Linked DNA regions of Homo sapiens: region 1 is linked to region 2. The links are chromatin loops, found by intact Hi-C in ENCODE. Cell type or tissue: dorsolateral prefrontal cortex. All regions are shown on one strand.

Region 1 (8,000 bases), 350 kb before region 2:
GGGACACATGGTAGGGAACCATGATCACTATTCTCCAGCAGTTTAACTGGTTTTACATTCCTTCTTGCTTGCTTCACGTGCTGCTTTAGTGTTACATAATAGTTTGTTCCCAGTGTCCGCCTTTCAGGTTATGGCCTGATTACAATCACATGCAAAGGAGGCTGCAGCAGCTTTCAGAGGAGTCCCCTGCAGCAGCGGTTCCCAGCTCACCCTGTCAAAGTTGGGATCGGCGTCCCCTAGCTTCATCCACTTGTGCTTGCAGATCTGCTCCATGGAGAGGCGCTTATTGGGATCTAACACCAACATATGGCGGATCAAATGCTCACATTCTGCAATGGACAAACAGCCTGCCTTCAGTCTCTGGTGAGGGGAGGCACCAGGGGAGTAGAGGAACCAGGGGCAAAGCCAGCAGGGAGGCTATCCAACTCCCTGCTTCTAATTTTGTCTCTCTTGCTCTTTGATCCTTACCTATTCTGTTGCTTATGCCACCAGAAGGGGCTAAGCAAAGGCAGAGAGAGGTGGAGAAAAAGAAACTCAAGTGTGGTAGTCTGGTTGTTGCCTTCACCAAAAGGCTGACCAGAAAAGGTCTGGGGATAATCCATGGATTTCATTTATTTATATTATGTATATGGCCCTATTTAACACAAGTAATGAAGAGTAGAATGGCCTCTAAAGAGATTCAGTATCTTACAAGGTTCTCAAAATATTCAGTTCTATCCTCCTAAATGTACCACCACGCGCATACTAATGCTTTTGGCTTAGGTGTGCAATACCCTTCTTCAAAACTCAGGGAACTTGAATTTCTGATGGCACAAGGTGTGTGGGGAGAGAGCCACAGGCTACTTCTCTCCTATGCCCTGGGATTCAGCTAGCCTTATTTATCATTTTCTTCTCAATGTTATTTAAATAGTCATAGGTATTTAAAACTGGGCTGTGAGCTACAGATATTCAGATCTATAGAAATTTTTCTCTGGGAGCTCGTATTACAGATTACATTGCAGAAAGAACAATGGATTCAAAATCAAGAAACGTATATTCTGATTTCAAAACCACCCTCTAAGTTTTCTCATCTATAAAATGTGGCTACTGAGGGTGATGAGAGTAATAGTTGTGATGAAGGCAGTGATGATGATACCAAAACAGCACTATTGATGCATCTTCTGAGCATTTTACAATTATTATTTCCTCATTTAATCTACACAGCAATCCTAGGAGGAATGTACTATCATTGTTCCCATTTTAGGAATAGCAAAAACCAGGCACAGGGAGGTAAAGAAACTTGTCAAGGTCACATGGCTATTAAGTCAAACCAGATAGCCTGACTCTTCACCTGGTTCTCTTAACCACAATGCTACCCTGCCCCTGTGGTGCAGAGTTGTTGGGGGATCCAAATCCCCCAACACTAATTCAGCACTGAACCATTAATTCAACATCTTTATCCAAGCCACCATTTCTGACTTACACGCTGCAAAAGTCTCCTACCCGGTCTTTCTGCTTCCATTCTTTCTCCATTACAATCTGTTTTCTATAGAGAGGCAAAAGGAATTTTTCCAAAGCATAAATTTGGGCATATCACCACTTTGCCTGTAACTCTCCAATCTCTTCCCATAACCCTCAGAATGAAATCTAAAGTCCTGGGCCTCCAAGGCTCCTACTTCTCTCTCTCCCTTTTTTTTTTTTTTTTACATAGAGTCTCGCTCTGTCACCCAGGCTGTGGAGTGCAGTGTGCGATCTCGGCTCACTGCAACCTCCGCCTCCTGGGTTCACGTGATTCTCCTGCCTCAGCTTCTCCAGCAGCTGGGATTACAGGCCTGTGCCACCACGCCCAGCTAATTTTTGCATCTTTAATAGAGGCGAGGTTTCACCATGTTGGCCAGGCTGGTCTCGAACAACTGACCTCAAGTGATCCGCCTGCCTCAGCCTCCCAAAGTGCTGGGATTACAGGCGTGAGCCACCGCGCTTGGCCCCCTACTTCCCTCTCTGACCTGGTTTCCTGCCACTATGCACATTTCTAGTTTTTGCACATGTTTAACACACTCTCATCCAATGGCCTTTACATGTGTTTTTTTGTTTGTTTTTTCCTTTAGTGGAAATGGCCATTCCTCAGATCTTCATATGATTGGCTCCTTGTCATTCAGGTAAGAGTTTAAACGTCACTTCCTCAGAAAGCTCTTCTTTAACCATCTACTCTAAGATGGGCCTCCAGTCACTCTCTATTACATCACATTCATTGTCTTCACGCAAATGATTTCTTTGGGAAACCATCTTGTTTATGTATTTACTTATTGTCTGACTCCTCCACTGCAATGCAAGGCCCATGTCTTTCTTTCTGTTGTACCCAGTATCAACTCTCCAGTACCTAAAATGGTTATTATATCTAGACACTTAGGAGCTGCATAAATATCTACTGAATATGTAAATAAATATTTGTTGAGTATTTAATCAAATGAGATTGTAATTGTGAAAATTTTTTTAAAATAAAATTTTCTATAGGTTTTTAAATTTTCTGCTTCTATTTAATCACAACCGTCCTGAAAACAAAACTGGCCAGTGAAAATAACAACAACAGTAAGACATTATTACAAAAAACTACTTTTGATATACCAAGCACTGTGCTTACCAACTTTATTACATTTAACCTTCACAACAACCTTAACTTAGAGACTATAATTAGCTCCACTTATAAATGAAGAAGAAACAAGATTTTGAAAGTTAACATATTCAACATGGCAAAGAAATGGTAAAGTTGGGACTTCTAAGCTGTGCTCTTGACTACCCTATTATACATCTCCACATGGATATAAATTGATCTACTTTTCTAGGGTGAATTCAACTCTTCAATTTCTATACCATTTGGCAAACACCATTCTATATTACTGTTGTGAAAAGAATACTACAAGTAACTAAGATAAATTACTCTTATTTTAATTTACTCTAACTTCAAAAGATAATACAACAAAGTTCCTATATCAAAATGATTTCTTACATCAGGCATCAATTTGTTGTTGCTTTACAATTAAAACTATATTCAAATGCAGTGTACATCTCAAAGACTTCTACATTCCTATAGAATAAAGTAAATGCCATCTACAACAGTACGCTTTATTAAAATTACATTTCCAGAGTAGTAAGGCTAGAGCCACAACTGTAGCAGCACCTGTATAGATTATAAATGTCATTGACACATATGTTTATCGTTTGCAGTTACTTAAGAGGACAAAAGTGTTCTTAATTTAGGAAGTTGTTAAAGACTCCTGTGTAGGGAGAAGGCTAGGACCAAACTGTTGTTAAGGCCTCTAGATGGCACTCTCCTGTTTTCCTTTGGTCTCCACACACAATTTAGTGCATAAGATGACCAAAGCTGAATGGTGTTCAGTTACAGGCTTGCTTTAAAACAGATTTTTTCCAAGGCAATTTCCTTAAAAGCAAACAACAATAACAACAACACCACCACACACACAACCAAACCAAAAACAGTACCATAATAATTCCTAATTAGAAGATATATCTAGTTCAATTTCAGGATCTTGAAACCTCTATTCAGTCATCCTTAACCATTATTTGGCCTCAGATGCCTTGAAAATTCTCCAAAAAAAAAAAAAAATCTGCACAAGAATTTATACACAAGACCTTGCATGTAACTTTAGACTACTCAACGATGTCCTATGAAGCCTGCATAGATCCCCCAGACCCTGGTGTCTACAGGCCCCAGATTAAGAACCAAAACAATTCTTGGTTACAGTGTCAAGGGCAAGAGCTTTTTAATCTTGACTATCCTACATAATATCGAACGTGCCAAGGAACAGAAATTTAACATTTTTCATATGTGGTGCAGATGGAAAATATGACAAAATGCAGAAAGCTAGAGTATCATCATCAATTCATATTTCCTAAGTGTCATGTAGTTCATGAAATTAAATTCAGATGAGATTTGAAGACACCATTCTACATAAAACATGGAAACAGGGTGAAAACGAGGGGAATAGATGCTCTCAAACCTAAGAACACAATCACCCACAGGACATTCAATTTACAAGCATGGAAAGATGGAGCCCTCACATTAAACAAAACATCAACTTTTCCAGATACCAAGAACTACTCTATTTTATTGTCTAAAAGGTCCCTGTTGGCCAGGCATGGTGGCTCACGTCTGTAATCCCAGCACTTTGGGAAGCTGAGGTGGGCAGATTGCTTGAGGCTAGGAGTTCGAGACCAGCCTGGCCAACATGGTAAAACCCTGTTTCTACTAAAAATACAAAAATTAGCTGGGTGTGGTGGTACACACCTGTAATCCCAGCTACCCGGGAGGCTGAGGTAGGAGAATGGCGTGAACCTGGGAGGCGGAGCTTGCAGTGAGCCGAGATCGCACCACTGCACTCCAGCCTGGGCGACAGAGCGAGACTCCGTCTCTAAAAAAATAAATAAATAAAATAAATAAATAAATAAAAAATAAAAGGGCCCCATTATTTGCTCCCACCCAAAAGGCAGGGCCTCTGATGCTAAATGAAACTGAACCACTTTGGGCAATGCAAGAATATGCTCCTCTGCTTGTGTGTGCCAGAGAAGCAGCTTCCCTTCAGAGCTGCTTTCATCTGCTCCATGCAAGACGCCAAGCGGTCTCCGCAGTGAGAGTCACTGTGGGCCCAGGAAACCTGATCTGCCAACAGAACGTTAACTAGAGGATGTTCAGCACAGGCCTTGCCCTGCTGCGCTGCCAGGCATTTGGATGACTTTGTGGGGAGAGAGCTGCTGTATGGGCAGGGTCCTAAAATGAGAATTAAGTTGACATAGCCAGTGTGAGTCCGTATCTGTGAAAGCAACATTTTTTTTCTTTTTTTTTGTCCTTGATAATAAAACAAATTTCTCTAAGTGGTTACAACAAACCAAAACAATTCTTGGGAGATAAGTCTTCTCCATAAGCCGTGTGGATTTGACTGAAAATAGTAATGTCCCTTTGGCATACCAAGAGAGCAAAAATGAGAGAAAGATACATAGAAAAGAGTAAAAAAAATAGGGAAGAAGAGAATGAAAGACTAATAGAGCAATTCATTCAACAATATTATTTAATCATTACTAACATTTATTGACCATTTACATGATAGGCAAAGTGCTAAACCCTTTAAGTTAATTTAAGCATCTACTTCACAAACCAACCCAATACTATTATCTCAATTTTATAGACAAAGAGAATTTAAAATCAGAGAAGTTGAGAAACTTGATCAGATAATAAGAGGCCAAAGCAGAATACAAATTCTGGTCAGTCTTACTCCAGGGAGCTCTTAACCTACATGGTACCTAAAATAAACACATTATTGGTATTCTGGGTTATGAAAACAAACCAAAACAATTCTCTCCTCTGGCAGATCAGATGCCATGTCATCTTCACAGGTTCCATCATGACAGAATCACCCACAAGCTAGGTTAGTACAAAATGGGCCAGGCAAATAGATGGTGCAAAGACCAAGAACTAGCTTTAAGGGGAGACGGCAAGTTGGATGGATTAATGAGGCAGGGACATGAGAACACTAAATGGGGAGCGTTGTCTTATTCATAATTTTGCTGGTGAGGATTAAATACACTGTGGTAGAGCAAACTTATTTATATACTCTAGTTGTTGCAAGGTGATGAAGACTATGATGGAAGGCTTGAAACAGAAGGCTTCCCGAATCAAGGATCAAAGATAAGAGGAGATAGGTAAAAATTTAAGGAACCAGATCATCAGACTCTTCAGGCTGATCCTATGAAGGAGGGAAAGCCATTTGTCCCTGAAACCCTGCATGTGACACCAAAGAACAGAACATGGCAAAACAATCCTTTCCAGCTCTGTGGTGAGCAATGGCATAGAAGAAACTGAGTCATGGATTCTTTCTGACCACATAAAGCTGCTTTGAGCTGGTGGAAACAGAAGACATCTGTGTACCAGAAGGCACAGAAAGGCTTTCTTGCAGGCAAGAAAGTGCATGCTGCTTACAGGTGCTCAGAAGAAGGGGATGATCTAGTTTCTTATGTACTTGGTCCAGTCAATGGTAGGTGTGTTCAAAGGTAATTCTAAAGCACCCAGCCCAAGAGTTCTATATTTTCAATAATTTAAACAAACTTCTTAAAAATGTTTACTTCTTAGTAATGAATTGCTTCTGGCACAATTCTCACTTCAAAGAGGGTTCTATTTTTTCTAAATTTCAAAATCTAAAAAGGAAACAAAAATAAATTGGCGATTAAATCTCTGAAACATGTTTCTATGGAAAATGAATTACTTGACAAAAACCTTTTAAAAGTTAAATGACATTAAAGTCTTAAAGTTTTCAGAACAAGGATGCTATGCAATACACTGCTTGATGCTGTTATCCACTCACTTTGTCCAGCTCGGGTACCAGCCCTGGGGGAGAAGTGATGCTATTATAGCAAACAGAACAAGACCAATGGATGGCCTGCAACAGCAATCTCAGGATGGAGCCACATGGCTTTGATAAGAGTCTATCCCTGTATTTTAGATGTTCTGGATTTAAAAAATGTTTGTCTCAGAGCACCTCTTTAATGCTGCCTGCCTTTTCCTAAAAGACAAACTGCACACAAAACATGCTGTTTTTCCTCATGAAAAGAAAATAAAGTCTGTTATAATGTCCTGATCTTGTTATAACATGGACAGAACAGTGTGACTATCTTGCAGTGCTATGATCCCTGCAGAAATAATTAAAAAGTAAATCAATAAGAAACCAGGGGTGTTTTCTGCCAAGATACCTTCTTTTGCTAAGAAGCCAGCCAGAGTTAGGAATCTTCACTCTGCTTGTGGACTAAGCCCTAAAAATGATGTTTTATTAATACGCTCAAGAAACACTGTCAATGTCAACTGCCAGCTAAGATCAAACCTATTTATTTAACATAGTCACTATTTAAAAATGTAAACAAATAGACAAATGGTCCTCAAAATAAGACATTTGGGCCCGGCATGGTGGCTCACGCCTATAATCCCAGCACTCTGGGAGCCCGAGACAGGCAGATCACTTGAGGCCAGGAGTTCAAGACCAGCCTGGCCAACATGGTGAAACACAGTCTCTACTAAAAATACAAAAATTAGCCAGGCATGGTGGCGTGTGCCTGTAATTCCAGCTACTCAGGAGGCTGAGGCAGGAGAATCACTTGAACCCGGGAGGCAGAGGTTGCAGTGAGCCGAGATTGTGCCACTGCATTCCAGCCTGGGTGACAGAGTGAGACTCTGTCTTAAAAAAAAAAAATGACATTTGTATATATAAATAACATACAGTAAATGTGCTAACCTATAGATACATTCAGAGATTGTATAAATGTTAACTATAATAATACAAAATACAGGGATTTTGTTGTTGCACTGAAATTTTGTTATTTTGGGTACTGCTAGAACAATGGTGTTATAAGGATTGGAATGCTTTTATTCTATACATTAAATTTTGACATATTACTGCTATAATAGAAATAAACATTTCTAAATACCAAGTTAAAGGACTAGTTATTTATTTTTATTTTGAAATGGAGTCTCATTCTGTTGGCCAGGCTGGGTGCAATCATAGCTCACTGTAGCCTCGAACCCCTGGGCTCAAGTGATCCTCCTGCCTCAGCTTCTCCAGTAGCTGAGACTACAGGCACACACCACCACATCTGGCTTTTTTTTTTTTTTTTTGATGGAGTCTCGCTCTGTCGCCCAGGCTGGAGTGTAGCAGTGCGATCTCGGCTCACTGCAACCTCGCCTCCCGGGTTCAAATGATTATCCTGCCTCATAAACGATAATATGCCTCCTGAGTTGCTGGGACTACAGGTGCATGCCACCACGCCCAGCTAATTTTTTGTATTTTTAGTAGAGGTGGGGTTTCACCGTGTTAGCCAGGATGGTCTTGATCTCCTGACCTCGTGATCTGCCCATCTCGGCCTCCCAAAGTGACATCTGGCTATTTTTTTTATTTTTATTTTTTAGAGACAGGGTCTTGCTATGTTGCCCAGGCTGGCCACCTTGATCTCCCGGCCTCAAA
Region 2 (8,000 bases):
GAGAAGCTCCATGACCCTGCTCGAATTTCATTTGCTATGGCTCCAATTATAGCTCCAGAGAAAGAGCTCTCTCTGGTGTTGACATGAGACATTCCCCCACTCCTCTTCCCACTCATCCCATAAAAACGACAACCAGACTAGCTTTCCTCCTGAAGATGCACATGACCAGAACTCACAGTATTTACCTAAGAGCTGAAGGGCAATGGAATTAGGAGTTTTTTTTAAGTCCACAGAAATTAGCAAAAGCCCAAATTTTACCAAAGGAAGACACTGCAAAGAAGTTGTTTGTGCATTTCCTTGAGTGTGAAAAAGTTGTTTAATCCATGTGACACTTAGTTTCTTTTTTTTTTTTGAGAAGGAGTCTTGTTCTGTCACCCAGGCTGGAGTACAGTGGTGCAATCTTGGCTCACTGTAACCTCCGCCTCCTTGTTTCAAGCGATTCTCCTGCCTCAGCCTCCCAAGTAGCTGGGATTACAGATGCCCGCCACCACACCAGGCTAATTTTTGTATTTTTAGTAGAGACAGGGTTTCACCATGTTGGCCAGGCTGGTCTTGAACTCCTGACCTCAAGTGATCCATCCGCCTTGGCCTCCCAAAGTGCTGGGATTACAGGAGTGAGCCACCATGTTTGGCCCCATGTGACACTTAGTTTCTAAAAATATGTATATTCGTCCTAAATCCAAATTTCTAAGATAAAAGCATTCCCAAGATGTATTCAGAGTCCCCGAGTCTACTACTCCAAGGGTGGCATGCCTTAAGACATCCAGCTCTGTGGGGGAAGAGGAGCCTGAGTGTTGGGGCGGGGAAGCAGGGAACAGTGAGAAGCGCTGTGATGTCTGAGACGTGAAGTCTTGTGGGAAAGGGGCAGGCCGTGGAGGGCCCGGGAGGCACTCACAATGCTCCGAAGCATCTTGTCCCCACCACTGAAGGTGACTGCCAGCATGGAGGCACATTCTTCTGCATAGAAAGGCATGCGTCCCTCCTCATCCACAGCTCCTAGGGACAGAGGAGGGAGATTAGAGCTGAGATGCAGAGGGGGTCCTGTGGCAGGGGCTTGCTAATGTCAGTTATCTTGGAGTTACCATCCTGGGGGGCTGTCCTGAGTTTGAAACATGATCTGAGCGGCCCACGTCCCTCAGAGCAGTCCTGATCCTCTTCTGAACAGGCAGTCTCAAGTGGCAGAGGGCATTCTGTGCCGCAATACCATTCTTTCAGTAGGCTCTGGGGTACAACTGGCAGCCTTCTACCTTCATACCCACTTATTCATTCACATGCTTACTGTTTTCAACATTCATTACCCATCTACTGTGGGTCACACCCGTGCCAGGCATCAGGGCCATATGGAAAAGGCCGCAGTCCTAGTCTCGAGGAGCCTAGAGTCAGGTAGAAGTCAGGTAAGTAAATAAACACATGCTAACTGGGAGCACAGGCAAAGGGCACTTAATTTAGGCCTGTGGGGAGTCAGGGGAGGCTTCCAGCAGGCAGAAGGTGGCCCACAGAAAGACAGGCCAGAGCAGAGGCCTAACCAGCTGTGGTGGGGTGGAGGCAGCTCGGTGATCTCCAGATGATGGCTTGAAGGTGTTCCCAGGGTATGCTGACATCTAAGAAGTCCCAAGGTCCTCTGCAAGCAGGGCTAGTCCTATCTGAGCCCAAAGAGATTATTGTGCTCACACATTTAGACACACACAGAAGCTAGGACAAGACGTGTGATGCCCTAACCCTTCGGTGACACACACACAGGAGCACAGAAACATTGGGTGACTACCTATGGTGACGGTGTAGATGGAGTTGGCGTAGCCATCGTAGTTGCAGTTGTCGTTGTGTTGGCCTCCGTTGCCACTGGCTACCACAAAGATGCTCCCAAAGCCCTGGCGACCAGCAATCACCCCATGTTGTAAGGCAGCCTGAGGAGCCAAAACATCAGGGTGTCAGTTGAGGAACCCACAGAAAGACCTCCGCCTACCACATCAGTCACCCTCTCCACCCCTTCTAGAAACAAAGGGAAAAAAGTTCAAAGGGCACTGGGCATGGGGGAAAGATTGGAAGATGGACCCCGCATGTGAGGGAGCTGTGAGTTGACCCAGGATGTGGGGCAGCTGTGAGTTGAATGATGACTGATGGACACCCTCTGCTTATCAGAGGACAGGGTGGGGCCAGGCATGGGAGCTGAGGATAAGATGAAAGGGAAACAATCTCAAAGCACTGTTCCATTTCCCTCTCTAGGAACAAACGTCCCCTAGGCTTCCTGCCCCGACGTTAGGTGTTCTCTTCCTGAAAGGAGACTGAGCGTGGAGGTGGAGTGGGAAGATGGGTCAACTTGCAGCAGTTCTCCCGGGACTGTATGAAGAGGGCATCCCGTTTCTCAGAGTCTTTGTGCAGGCCAGTTACCTTTCCAAGCTGATGGGGGCCATCCACTGTCTTCCCATCGTCATCTGGTCCCCAGCTGTTGAGAAATAAATACCTAGAGGGGACAGCCAGAGCCAGGCTGCGGCTACCCACCCAGCGCCTCCCAGTCTCAGCTGGCTGCCCTTTGACCTGCAGCTCTTAACTCCTCCCAAGGGTTCCACTTAAAGGCTTCCGTGATTAAAAGGCACAGGGTTCAAAGGTCCATCCCCTCTCCAAAGTGGAAAACAGAAGTGTGCTAAGGCTCTTCTTTTCCTTGTGAATGTCCCCATAGCCCATAGTGGCAGAGAGGGACAGAGGTCACTCATCTCCTGATCTAGGGATCAGAGACATGTAGACCTTTTTTTTTTTTTTTTTTTCTCCTGAAACGGCGTCTTCCTCTGTTGCCCAGGCTGAAGTGCAATGGCGCGATTTTGGCTCACTGCCACCTCCACCTCCCAGGTTCAAGCGATTCTCCTGCCTCAGCCTCTGGAGTAGCTGGGATTACAGGTGCCCACCACCAAGCCTGGCTAATTTTTGTATTTTTAGTAGAGATGGGGTTTCACCATGTTGGTCAGGCAGGTCTTGAACTCCTGACCTCAAGCAATCCACATGCCTCAGCCTCCCAAAGTGCTGGGATTACAGGCGTGAGCCACCGCACCTGGCCCAACTCGTAGGGTAGAAGGCAGAGCGCCCATGAACTTCTGTGGAAGCTCTTGGTTCTCAGGTTGAGGAGTTCTCTATTCTGTCTCTATCGGGAAGTGTACCCTGTGGATGATGTCATGGATTTAAGGGAGGTATGTCGGGGGAGGAACAGGTGCCATCAATGCCATGTGGGCCCCCAACCCCATTTCCTTCTTGTCCAGTCCAGCACAGCCATGCCCTGAAGGTGCAGTGCATTGGCGTGGGGTGGGGGATTGGTGTTGGGCATTCAGCTGGCCTGTGGATGGAGAAGAAAGCCCGCTTTCTTGCAGAGGCCTTAGGAGTTTAGAAAACAAATAAATGTGCACAGGCCAGGGCTTCTCATGTGGCAATCTGATTACGGGGGTGACGGGGGCTTAAGGTTGAGTGCCCAGTGGCTGGGAATCTAGAGAAATGAAGGCAATGGACTTATTAGCTGAACCCAATGAGGAGACCCCTGCTCCGGCCTAAGTCAGCCCACTGGTTGGGATTTTGTTGGCGGATTTGTCCCAGGTGCTCCAGGCTCTTGCCCTCTCATCTGCAGCTCTGCCTCACCTGCAGCTGTAGATGTCATTGATCTGATAGTGCTTGTTGAACGCCACTGCCTCCATGCTGTCTGTGAGAGGTCCATCCAGTACCCGGATACCTAGGCAATGAAGGCCACAGCAGCTCCTCACTAATGCTGGTCTCCTAGCCGGGGAACTGGGAGGTGGGGAGCCATATGTGGGAGACTTATTTTTCCCTACATGCTCTTTGTACATTTTGCTTTTTTTTTTTTTTGAGATAAAGTCTTACTTGTCACCCAGACTGGAGTGCAGTGGCATGATCTCGGCTCACTGCAGCCTCCACCTCCTGGGTTCAAGCGATTGTCTTGCCTCAGCCTCGAAGTAGCTGGGACTACAGGCGCATGCCACCACACCCGGCTAATTTTTGTATTTTTAGTAGAGATGGGGTTTCACCATATTGGTCAGGCTGGTCTCGAACTCCTGACCTCAAGTGATCTGCCTGCCTTGGCCTCCCAAAGTGCTGGGATTACAGGTGTGATCCCCATAGCCCCCACGCCCAGCCCATTTTGCATTTTTACACCATGTATACGTATTACTTGTCCCCCCACCAAAAAAATATATATATAGAGAGAGACAAAGTCTGGCTCTGTCGCCCAGGCTGCAGTGCTGTGGCACTTTCAGAGAAGGGACTTGGACAGGGTTTCTGGCTCCTCCGGTCTCATTTATGGAGAGCTACTGCCCTCTGCTGGAGTATAAGAGGAATAGTCTGTTCAGTCTGTAGGTTCCCAAGCACATAAGGAGTTATGGTGAGGGCTTCCCCATTCATTCCCTTCACCTTTTGCCTTGATGGACAGACGTTGAGTGTGAAAGAACCACAGAACCACCTCCAGGGAGGAATAGGGCTGCTCAGCTCCCCCAAAAGGATGGAGAGCAGCCCGTGACCATCAGTGGGACTGGGAGCTGGGGAGCTGGGGAGCTGGGAAATGCAAAGGCTGCCACCATAGACGTATCGGATCATAGAGGAAAAACCGACAAGAAGGCACTTTGTAATTTATGGAACTATAAATAGAAAAACATGTTTGAAACACCACTGCACTGAAAAATCAATGAGCTGATATGTCCTACAGACACCTATTATAAACTCACCCTTGCTCTATGCTATGTGTGTCAGCTGGGCTATGGGATAAAGATGTTTCAGAGTAGGGAGGGGTGCAGGAAATGAAGACTGTGGTCACAGGAGCAGCCTACCAAGGCTAGGCTGGAGGCACAAGTTACCTGCGATGCGGCTCCCGTAGGCCACGCCCACGGCACAGAAGCTGTTGTTGGGCACAGCCGCGATCTCTCCTGCACATCGCGTGCCATGGTGGTTGCCATTCTCCACATCCGGGTGGGGCATGGGGTCAGGGTCATTAGAGTTGAGGTCATAGCTACCCTCAGGGCTCTGAAATATTTTGGAGGTGACATGTGGTCATTCACTGGTTAGAGGGGATCAGGTCCTGGGGTTCAGGGACAGAAAGGAAATGGGAGTTTGGGAATCGAAGCTAGGGCGATAAGCTCATTTCTCATCGTTTCTGTTTTTGAGATGGAGTCTCACTCTGTTGCCCAGGCTGGAGTGCAGTGCCACAATCTCAGCTCACTGCAACAACTGCCTCCCAGGTTCAAGCGATTCTTCTGCCTCAGCCTCCCGAGTGGCTGGGACTATAGGTGAGCGCCACCACACTTGGCTAATTTTTGTATTTTTAGTAGAGACGGGGTTTCACCATCTTGGCCAGGCTGGTCTCAAACTCCTGACCTCCTGATCCGCCCGCCTTGGCTTCCCAAAGTGCTGGGATTACAGGCGTGAGCCACCGCGCCCGGACCCAATAAGCCCATTTCTATCTGCAAACCACACTGGCTAAAAGATATGAGCAAAGGACACTGGGGCAAAACTGAGAAGTGCCACAGCTCCCAGCAAACTTCTCTTGCCCATTATGCGAATGTGCCTACAGCTCCACGGCTTGGGAAACCTGGAAAAAAGGCAGGTAGGGCTCCCTAGAGGCCACGCTTTAGAGAGAGGAAGGCACTCGGATTTCCAACAAGAGGGAAGTTGCCTGCAGGGGCCACTCCTTACTCCTCAGAAAAGGACTAGAACTGAGAGCAGGATTGTTCTTAGAGTTAGAGCCACCTGCTGTGCCTTGACTGGCTAGCTAGGGAAAAGAAGAGGATGAACCCCATCCCACCTCCCAGGCTCTTTTATTTGGCCCAAAGACCTCTAGAAAAGGGGACAAGACTGAGGCAACATCAAGAAGGAGGTAAGACGTGGGGAGTGAGGGGTGTCGTTCCAGGGCCACTCACATAGTTGGGTGCAATGTCCTGGATGGTGTGTTCCACTCCGTCATCCACTACCACCACCGTCACCCCTCGCCCAGTCACATTGCGTTCCCACACACCCGTCACGTTGATGTCCCTGCCCGGGCTCCGTCGGTTATTCTGTAAGAGAGACAGGATGGGAATACAGTGACACATAGCACAGCCCAGAGGGAGATGAAGTTATAGCTAGCAGCCCCTTTTCACCCTTGGCCTCCACCAAAGAGCCAGACAGATTGCAGACCAATAGGTCAGGTGGGAACAGAGTCAAGGAGGAGCAGGTGAGAGCTCTGCCACAGCCTTGGATTCTAGGAAAGTTTGTCATCAGTCATGGGGGATTCGGGATAAAATGGTAGCTAGGGTGAAGGGTTGGATGATACACTTCTTTTTTTTTTTTTTTTTTTGAGACGGAGTCTTGCTCTGTCACCCAGGCTGGAGTGTGGAGTGCAGTGGCAGGATCTCGGCTCACTGCAAGCTCCGCCTCCCGGATTCACGCCATTCTCCTGCCTCAGGCTTCCGAGTAGCTGCGACTACAGGCGCCTGCCACCACGCCTGGCTAATTTTTTGTATTTTTAGTAGAGACAGGGTTTCACTGTGTTAGCCAGGATGGTCTTGATCTCCTGACCTCGTGATCTGCCCATCTCGGCCTCCCAAAGTGCTGGGATTACAGGCGTGAGCCACCGCACCGGGCCAGATGATACACCTCTTATGCCAATGGTAGTATCGTATCACTTATGTCATAGTGTTTACCATGTGTCAGGCATGGTTCTAAGTGCTACACATGTATACATTCACTTACCCTAACCATAACTCTATGAGGTAGGCACTATTACAATCTCCACTTTACAGATGGAGAAGCTGAGGCACAGAGTTTAAGCAGCTTGCCCAAATGCACATGCTAGTAAGTGGCAGAGCTGGACCATGAGCCCAGGCAGCCTGGCTGCACCATCTGTGCCCTGAGCACTGTAGAACACCGGCCTCTAGAAGACAGTAGAAGGGAGGGAGAGCCTAGGGAAACACCACAGAACCGGGAAATGGTCCCTCAGGCAAAGGATGGAGGTGACTGAAGAGTGATATAGTCAAAAGCCCATTAAAGAACTGGACTGGAACCTACCCACCTGAAACTGCAAACTGCAGGACTGGACTCACCAGGTGCCATTGCTGCGGGTACTTGGGGTCGTTGAAGTGGACGCTGCGCTTGGCCCGCCTTAGCAGCCTCTGCTCTGAGTGCCAGCGCACAGCTTCATGCCCAGCCAACACAGCCTCCACCTGCTGCCGGATGGCCTCCACCTCCAGGGCCGGCCTGTGCCCAGCAGGCTGGACAAAGAGGTAGTGCCCCTGAAGCTCTCCGATGCGTCCAGCATTCACCAGCCCTGCTGCCTGGGCCAAGGCATCCGCCTGCTGCTCCAGAGTCTCTTCCTCCCCGTCACCTTCCAGGCTTTCCAGGTGCACAGCCCAGCTCGGCCCCCCTGTGCCCTGGCCATCAGGCCCACCTGTCCCTGCCAGGCCCATGACCCAGGGAACCAGTAAGAAGAGCCCGGCTAATTCCAGCCAGAGGCAGGTGGGCAGGCCCAGGGGGGCATCCAAGTGTGGCACTTTCTGCCTCCCCTTCGGCATCAGAGCAGTGGACTGCAGACAAAGAAAAAGGATATGGAAGAGATCAAAGAGCTGGTAACTGCAGGAATCTGAGAGGGAGATGCTGAGCCATCCATGTGTTCCCCCTGGAAGTCCCTAAGCCATGCCTTTTAAATTGTGAAACATTTGATCTTCTCTTTTTGTTCACATTTATCCCTGACCAACAGGGATAAGCCCCCAGGTGGAGTGTGGGCCAGCACTAACACCAGCGGATGGCCTCCCACAGCAAGACAGCCAATCCTCACGACACCAGCTAATCCAGCAGGAGGTCCAGTTGCTCACAGGCACTGCGAGCAACCCCTGTTGCCACCCACAGGGCTCAAAGCACACATCGCTTCCACAAACTACTGGCTGCATCGTGACTGTTCTTTAGCAGAGACAACCCCTTCACCCCTACATTTAGAGGGGACATAAATCTTTCCCTAGCTGACTCCTCAGTCCAGTTGTCCT

The links. Hi-C counts contacts between places; a loop is a spot of excess contacts. Peaks named below come from ENCODE experiments on the same cell type or tissue, not always from the same donor. Only the 100,000 strongest peaks of a DNase experiment are listed, where the experiment ranks them.
Region 1: a loop joins it to region 2, with 3 times the contacts of the local background. A loop is called at or near these places in 64 of 110 quality-filtered maps.

What each region holds. Positions count from the first base shown.
Region 1 is chr11:116,876,714-116,884,713 of GRCh38, forward strand. SIK3 (SIK family kinase 3) reads right to left here. Exons shown (of 25, transcript NM_001366686.3): 7 at 211-329. Among named protein-coding and RNA genes, the nearest start is that of APOA1, 43 kb to the left of the region's middle. RefSeq lists a silencer at 3,342-3,391. In dorsolateral prefrontal cortex, CTCF peaks have their summits at 3,319 (motif pointing right) and 3,519; a DNase peak (open chromatin) is centred at 4,648; H3K27ac peaks cover 6,823 bases.
Region 2 is chr11:117,222,313-117,230,312 of GRCh38, forward strand. PCSK7 (proprotein convertase subtilisin/kexin type 7) reads right to left here. Exons shown (of 17, transcript NM_004716.4): 3 at 7,065-7,544; 4 at 5,904-6,038; 5 at 4,845-5,010; 6 at 3,619-3,709; 7 at 2,389-2,443; 8 at 1,766-1,904; 9 at 896-996. The coding sequence starts at 7,532. Among named protein-coding and RNA genes, the nearest start is that of PCSK7, 5.8 kb to the right of the region's middle. In dorsolateral prefrontal cortex, a CTCF peak has its summit at 4,306 (motif pointing left); a DNase peak (open chromatin) is centred at 4,229; H3K4me3 peaks cover 43 bases; H3K27ac peaks cover 2,031 bases.